2 separate regions of the Homo sapiens genome follow, and region 1 is linked to region 2. Evidence: chromatin contacts called from ENCODE Hi-C or POLR2A ChIA-PET data. All regions are on one chromosome and are shown on one strand. Each heading gives the region's core, a stretch centred on a gene start or an enhancer-like site at or near the end of the contact. The rest is flanking DNA. Distances are from core to core; before and after follow the strand shown.

What was found. A loop is a pair of places that touch in the nucleus more often than their neighbours do. ChIA-PET counts read pairs that join two places held with the same protein, here RNA polymerase II (POLR2A). Pooled maps may share reads with other maps.
Region 1: a loop to region 2 is called in a map with no recorded cell type, with 9 times the contacts of the local background. The contact joins the enhancer-like site here to the promoter of SLC1A3-AS1 in region 2. A Hi-C loop is called at or near these places in 2 of 37 single-sample maps with no recorded cell type and 6 of 50 pooled maps. POLR2A ChIA-PET finds 5 or more read pairs at or near these places in 1 of 52 experiments (HEK293).

Annotation. Positions count from the first base shown.
Region 1 is chr5:37,720,088-37,724,022 of GRCh38, reverse strand. WDR70 (WD repeat domain 70) reads right to left here. Exons shown (of 18, transcript NM_018034.4): 14 at 2,808-2,908; 15 at 1,089-1,168. Among named protein-coding and RNA genes, the nearest start is that of GDNF-AS1, 120 kb to the left of the region's middle. Within about 2 kb of position 2,247, at least 3 of the 41 ENCODE cell types and tissues checked have a DNase peak (open chromatin) inside an H3K27ac peak, as active enhancers do.
Region 2 is chr5:36,723,758-36,727,478 of GRCh38, reverse strand. SLC1A3-AS1 (SLC1A3 antisense RNA 1) reads left to right here and starts at 2,291. Exons shown (of 2, transcript XR_007058736.1): 1 at 2,291-2,365. RefSeq lists enhancers at 3,294-3,563, 3,604-3,653, 3,664-3,713.

The DNA of each region.
Region 1 (3,935 bases), core at 998-3,497, 1.0 Mb before region 2:
TCTATAACACCTCAAAACCTCTTCCAGTATCCCCTCCTACCTTCTACCTATACTGCCAACTGAGGCCAGACCATATCACTCACCAGTAAAACATGCCTGCCTTGAGTCAGGGGAGCTGAGAAACATAGCCACCCGTCACTCAGTTGGGCAACACAACACAACAGTATTTTTAGGAGGGGGAAAATAGCTTTTCACTTCAAACGACTGGAGGAATTTAAGTAGGCCGCATGTAATTACATGAGCTAGACTAGTTATGACACTGACTTTAACACTTCTACTCTTGCAAAAAGTGTCATGGGATCTCTTTACTGGTCATAAGCTCCAAGGGACTTGGTCTCATATGAGACCCACCACCAGTGAGAAAACCCAGCAGTACAGCGCCCCCTGGGCTCCAGACTGAGTCACTGATAAAGTCCACAGGGCCATCCACTAATGATAATCGCTGTAGCATCCATTATTTCTTTCCTAGCTGTCACCTGTTGCAGGTTTGAGATTGTGGCTCTGGGAACACACATCTGCCAGATTAATGAGGTTGTGTGACATACGTGAGAGAAACCACTCTGCCCTAGTAAGCTTTCTACTCATACCCCAGGTAGTTAATTTTATATACAAATTCCTGTGGATCAGTCTAGCACATGGTCATAGAATTTCAGAGAAAGCTGGAAGAGACCCTTCCTCTGGTCGCCACACTTCCCTGATTAAAAGTTAAGTTGTTCAACATCACATTGCCACTCAGTGGTGGAACTGGACAAACCCAGGCCTCCTGATTCCAAGACCAGCACTCTTTCTTGTTCACACTTGGAATAGACTGTTACTCTTGAAAAAACTGCTATAAAGTAATGTATTGGACTCGAACAGGCTTTTCCCTTTTGGGTTGAAAGCTGCATGAAATAACCCTGTCCCTGTGATGAGTCACAGAAGCCACAGAGGTTAGCTGTTACATGACTCGTAGTCCTATCCACATGAATGGGCAATTTTGTAATATATGCCTGAATTCTGAGGGCTTTCTCTGTCTCTAAAGCTATGCAATCAAAACCACATGAGAGTAGAAGAGAGATGCATGATTGAGAGGCATGTTAACGACTTACGGGTGATGATGTAGTCCTGAGTTAGAGTCTCAGCTTGTTTTGCCTTCCGCTGGGTTTTAACCACACATAATTTTGCTCCCCTAACGGGTGTAAAAGCAAATTATTTTCTTTACTTGGTCTTAGAAACAGAAAATTTCATGTTGAAAACATGAGATACTTTCAGGAACATACTCTGTGCATGCACTCCATCTACACAAGTACTTGACTTTCTGAGGGATGGCAACAGATGGGCTCTCAGTGATAAAAGCTTAAACTTATGGAAAAGCAAGTCTGTCAGTCAGTGGTTATTAACAAGCAAGAGGGTTGGAGAGGTAACAGGGCAACAGGACACAAGTTTACAAAACCTATAGGAATAATGTGAAATTTTAAGATCTTAAATAATAAAATTACCCAACCTTTTCACTCTAAAGGTCACAGGGTTAAAATTTTAGTTTATGTCTCAGACTAAAGCAACCTGGGTGGTCTACACCCCAAATGGCATATGTCCACTTTTCAAATACAAGAGTACAAGTGTCTGGAACTGAGTTGGCTTGGCAGTGTTGCCGAGGGGCTATGGCCCAAGAATGTGTGGGATTAACCAAAAATGTGCTTAGAACATTGCACTTCTCCTTAGTAGTACAGAGTTATCCTTTTCAAGAGAAGCAAATACAAATAAGTAAATTTCTTAAAGCAAAGCTTCCACAGAAAGTGCCTTCTAAATGGGTGCTATCAAATGAGGCTCATCATTTTCTCAAGTGAAACAGACTCCCATCCTAAGTACATTAGCATTTTTAATTTCTTTTTTAAAAAACAAATAAAATCCTATTTGTTTTCAAATACCATAAATATACTTTATTGTATAAGGCCAGGATTCCAACTCTAGTCCAGGAAGCTCTGAAGGAAGATGGGGCTGTCTGCTTCTATTCAGAGCAAAATTATGGCCAATGAATATTCATTAATAGAGGCTGGCTTTCCTTTCCTCAAAGGATGTGGGACCTTAAAACAGGTTTATATGGGACCCCAGTAAATTTCACATGTGAATTTTAATGCTAGTTAACCAAGTCTTACTCTAAAGAAAGCTTATCAGTCACTGTACTTTAAGAGAGAGAAACAAAACCATCTTTTCTGGGTGATGACACATATCCATCTTTGTGCCTAAGCAAAACGGAAATAACTGAGGAAATGACTGAACCTCTAGTTACGTTTTCAGACTTTTGAAATACAGTGGTATGCTTAAGTTTGAAACTTGGGTGGGCATGGGGGTGGAGGGGAAACGTATCTGTGCTGTCCCTTTCTGCGGACAGAGAATAATCTTGCCAAACATCCAAACTGCTAGAAGCCAAAAAAGAAAGAAGCAAAATGGACAAGCTGATTCCATTTCCTGTAAGTGGTTAGTTCCCTGCTTTGTTAAATCTCTTACATGTATCACTGCTAATGCCTCTGTCCAGGGTGGTATGCAAAGTGGGCAGAACGTTTTTCCCCCTTGCACTCAACATTTCAGCTAAACAACTGCAAATTCCCAGGAAACTTTCGCTTTGAATTCAGTGTGGATCAAGGGCAATATTCAAATCCTTTTTAAAGCACAATACCAGGAGTTTGAGGCTTTACTTTGTTCCAGCTGCATTTTCTAAATGGGTGGATCTCCATCAAAGTGGGAAATAAATAAAAGCGGGGGTGGGAGGGAAATCCCTCCCCCCAGTTGTTGTCATCCATCTAAAACAGGCAATACTTATGAAATACCTCTGACTCTTGTTGGGGTCGTAATAGACTTTAGCCAATCCATTTCCAGTTCCAACCATGATCTGGTTCAGCTTTGGATGCCACAGGCAGCGAACAACACTCTGCAAAGGAAAAGCGCAGTGGTTGACTAAAGAGGCCAGATAAAAATGGAAACAATCCTGCTGGTACTTTGATGGCTAGTCTACTATATCAAATATCATCCTGATGGTTTACCTCTAACTTTCAGACATTTTCTTTTAAACCATAAAGTTGTGTTCCTGAAGTAAAATTCCATTCCATCACTTATTATCTGGGTGATACTCCATAAAAATAAAAAAGATGTTCTCTTCCTGACATTATCTCCCTTTCTGGACAGCCCTGAAACCACAAAATTAGGTTTCCCAGGTCCATTACCACGTGAGGCTGGCATCATGGAATGCTAAATCCACATAACTCAGTTACACTTACCACTGAAGCGAATTTCATGCTCTTACACACATACAATATGTCCCTCTGGACAGCAGATTGAGACCAGGTGGTTATTGTTTTTAGTTCACAAAGATCCAAATCTCATAAAGCTTTTTCAGAAACAATGCACATTTGTAGGCATTTAATAATGTCTCCCTATCTATGAGATAAAACAGCAGGACAACAGCAGAAGTAAAACAGAGATACAGAATACAAAGACTTGACATTAACCTAAATGAAAAGCTGTTTAAGAGAAGGTTCACTGGAAGTTATGATCCTATGAATTCATTACTGGTAAGGAAAATAAGTGGTGCTCTGGGGCTGAAAAGAACCACAAGTTCTCAGTGAGAACTATAACCTGTTTTTAATTTTTGTCTGTGGTAAGAGGGCAGAGGTGGGAGGGATAGCGTGGACAGAATTAAAGGGAAAAAAGATGAAGCTAATGTTAGTAAACAGAAACCCCATGTACTAGGTTCTATAGAACTCACTCTGATAGAACAAGATATGAGTGGAAGCATTAATTCAATGTTTATTAATAATCTATCACTTGTCAAACTATATATAGGGACTAAAGGGGAAAAGGGTATGATTAGATATTAGCATTTTATAGTTCTAGTGGTAAAATGAAAATCATGACTACGTCTCCTAAATCTACTTTGGGCTGAATTTCTTTGGTTCCTT
Region 2 (3,721 bases), core at 1,042-3,541:
AGTACTTTGTAAAAAAATTTTGCGAAACCAATTTTTTCACTCACTGATACGCTGTTCTTAGGAGGGTAAGTAGACTCTGGAGGGCACTTTCTCAGGGAAGGAATGAGGGTCTCAGGCTCTGTGGGGAAGAAAGGCATGCAGAGGTGGCAGCTGCAGATGGCCTGACGGGTGGGAAATTTTGCCTCTTCTGGTTTCTGGTCACCCCAGCTTCTTGAAAGACTGAATTGAGGAGTGTGGGTGTTGGAGTGGGGTGAATGGGATAGGAATAGCTCTATGAGCAGCTGAAGCTACTCCGTTGGTACCATCGGGACCATACTGTTCTTTTCATTTGGAATCCTGAAAATGGTGCATATATAAAGACCTTGAGGGCTTAGCAGGTGTTGGGGAAACCACCACATTACTGATCCTTCAAGAGACCAAGACATAAAAATAGTGCCTCTTATTTCTGGCCTTTTGGCTACTGTTACTTCTGTGTCATTGTCTCTTATTACCCTCACTTCTAGCCACACCAGTCTTATCACTGTTCCTTGGATGGGCCTCAGGGCCTTTGCACTGGCTGTTCTCTCTGCTTGGACCACTCTTCCTCAAGATAGCCACATGCCTCACTCCCTCACCTCCTGCACTCTGCTCAAAAGTCAACTTCGTAGGGAGTCCTGACTTGACCACCCTAATTTAAATTGCACTTCTGATTTCACTTACTTTGCTTTTTCTCTCCATAGTGATCACCTCTTAACATATTACAAAATTTTCTTAATTTTTTAATGTTTATTGCCTATCTCCTGTTTCACGCTCCTTCTTGCATCCCTGAATGTAAACTCTGAGAATAGTGAGGTATTTTTTGTCCTTTTTGTTCAATAACAAACACTCAGTGCCTAGAATAATGCCTTACAGGAGTGCTTTATAAGCATTTGTTGAATGAATGAATGAACTAATGAATGAAGTGTAATACAAGGGGCAAAGGATTTGGCATCCTTTGGTCATGGAGTGCTGCTCAGATATGTACTATAGAAACCATTCTGAAGCATTTCAAAAGACATCCAGTTTCTCCTCTGTATACTGCAAAATCTTGGGCTTAGGTTCTGGCATTTAGTCTATGACAAATGATTGCTGGCAAAAGTTGAATGAAGCAGTTAAGAGTATGGGTTTGCAGTAAGATCCAGGTTCAAATTTACACCTTTCCATGTACTACCTGTGTGACTTTGGTGAAATTATCTTCTCCAGGCCTTAGGGTGAAATGTATGTGAGAATGCATGAAGCCTGCCACGTGGTTAATATTAAGAGTGATAACTCATATTATCATTGATGGAGGTGAATGAAAGAAATGGAGTAACACGCTTTTAAAACACAGTTTCCCCTCCATTATCATTTCAACCACTTTAGATGAAAATATTGAGGGATACATCCACAATTTCTAGTTAATTAAAAAATATCAGGAGGTCTTAGTAGATTCTAGATTTTTCCTTCAATGAAATGAGTTGTTAAATAAAAGGCCTCCATAAGTACAGGGTCTTGTCGTTGGGCTCTATCTTATGAGCGGTGGATCTGCCTCCCAGGAAGGTAGGCAGACACCAGTGAGGCATCTGGTGCTTGGGATGCAGCGAGTGGAGCCAAGCAGAGAATGATCAGATCCGTTTGCCTGGAATTTCTGCATTTGCTGCCCCAAACATCTGGAGCCAGGCTACCCAGTGCAGATGGAAAATAGCAAAATGCAAATTCCCTGGGTTCAGCTGAGGGAAGCCAAGGCAGACAGAGTCTGAGAAGGCGGATGAAAGGTGAGCCAAAACAAAAGCCCTGGCGGGTGGTGGGGCAGCGTTTTATCTAGAGCCTACGGCCCCCGGTAAGGACAGGAGATGAGAGAAGGGACCTTAGAGCTACTTGGGCCACCTTCATGTTCGTACTCATCCCCCTCCTTAACAGCCTGAAAGGGAGCCTGCTGGGCTTACGGCAGCCTCCCTGTCCTCTTCCTGATGCCATGCCTGCTCCATTGCTTTGCTTCTTCTGGATCCTGTTTCGCCCTCTCCCTCAAGAAGGAGATCCTGAAATAGATCCTGAGTCAATGACTCAGGTGCAAGTGCTTTATTAAAGAAAGGCTCCCAGAAGAAATCTACTTGCACCCGAATCATTGACTCAGGATCTCCTTCTGGGAGAATCCAAGCCAAGACAAGACAGACAACCCAACCAACTGAGCTGCTCACAGCTTCAACTGCTACAACCCTGGAAAGGATTCTGATTGGCTAGCTAAGGGTCACATGCCCAAATGGGCCTTTGATTGGCAGCTGTTGCTTCCTTCCTACTCCCTCCCACACACCCAGGAGCTCCAGCCTGTTATGGGATGGGCATCCTACCAGGAACCAAGGATGCTAAGGTAAGCAGTCCTTGCCCTCATAGGTTTACTTATACTTAAGGGGAGAGAACCGTTAGTCAAATCACCCCACATACAGATCTTTACACACTATGAAGGACAAGCACAGGGTGCAGTCAGTGGGAGGGGCCCAGAACGGGAAGTGCCATGCTGGCTGCTGCTGTGTGGAATGGGCTGTAAAGAGAGCAAGAGTGAAAGCCACAGCAGGGGAGCTGGTCAGAGATGGCAGTGGCTTTATTAGAGTGGTGGCCCTGGAGTTGGAGACAGGTGGGAAAAACTCAAGAGCCCTCTAAGGAACCGACCCATGGCAGTCCATCGCCACCAAGTCCCTCTTACCACTCTAGGTTTAAAGAAACCCAAAAAACAAAACTACGTTGCAACTGCACTGCTACACCAGGAAACCTAAGGGGGAACAAAAGAAAACTTAGTAGTGCCCTCTAGGCTGAAGATTTGACCTATTATTTACTAACCTTTCCCTCCCTCTTCCTTATTTTCAACAAATCTCCTGCCATCCATTTTGAATTCTTCTCTAAATAGAGAAAGCTTTCTTTCTCAGCTTCATTTAAATGTCCACCATGGTATTTACCCATGTTTTCTTGATTTTTATTTCTTTTTGGGGCGGGTATCTAAAAGATAATCTGATCCCTGTTCCTGATTCTGTAGGTGACAGAGAGAAGTGGTTTTCTCATTTTTTTGTGTGTGAAATTATTCGCATATGAGGAAAAGATAGCTCAAAAATAGAAGCTCTTTCATTATCTCTCCACAATGTAGTGTGGCCCCAAGTGACTATTTTGTGGAGACACGGTAATTTGGGGTGGCTAAATCATTACCCCGAGGTGTGTCAGATGCTGCCAAGACCTCCTTCATTCATGTGGCCAAGACTGTGGGCTTCCTGGCTGGGGAGGCAGAGGCCCTGCTCTTCTGCTGCTAACCTTGGGGTCAGCGAGCCCTGATCCACACTTCCTCTGGGCAACATCAATGGGGCTGCTGAACATATTGAGCCAGACTTGTTTCCAAGAGATAGAAGGAACTAGAGCATTGGGGAAAGTCCCAAGTAACTCTAGCCCTCAGCCACCTGCTGTGGCTGAAGATGAAGTCTCTGCAGCTTCAAGAATCCAACTGGCTGGTGCACATTGTTCTCATTGGCTAGATCATTCCTCCATGTAGCACTTCACTAAACTCATTAACAAATATTTACAAATGACATTGCTTTTTGGGGTCATGTATATTTCAGTCTTCAGAATCCATCAGGCACTCAAATCCCTTGGCAGTTCTAGTTCTCTCCCCTAGACATGCCTCTGCCCCCTACTACTCAGTTCCTTTTATTTCTACCATTCGTTTTTATTTTCTATTTCATTT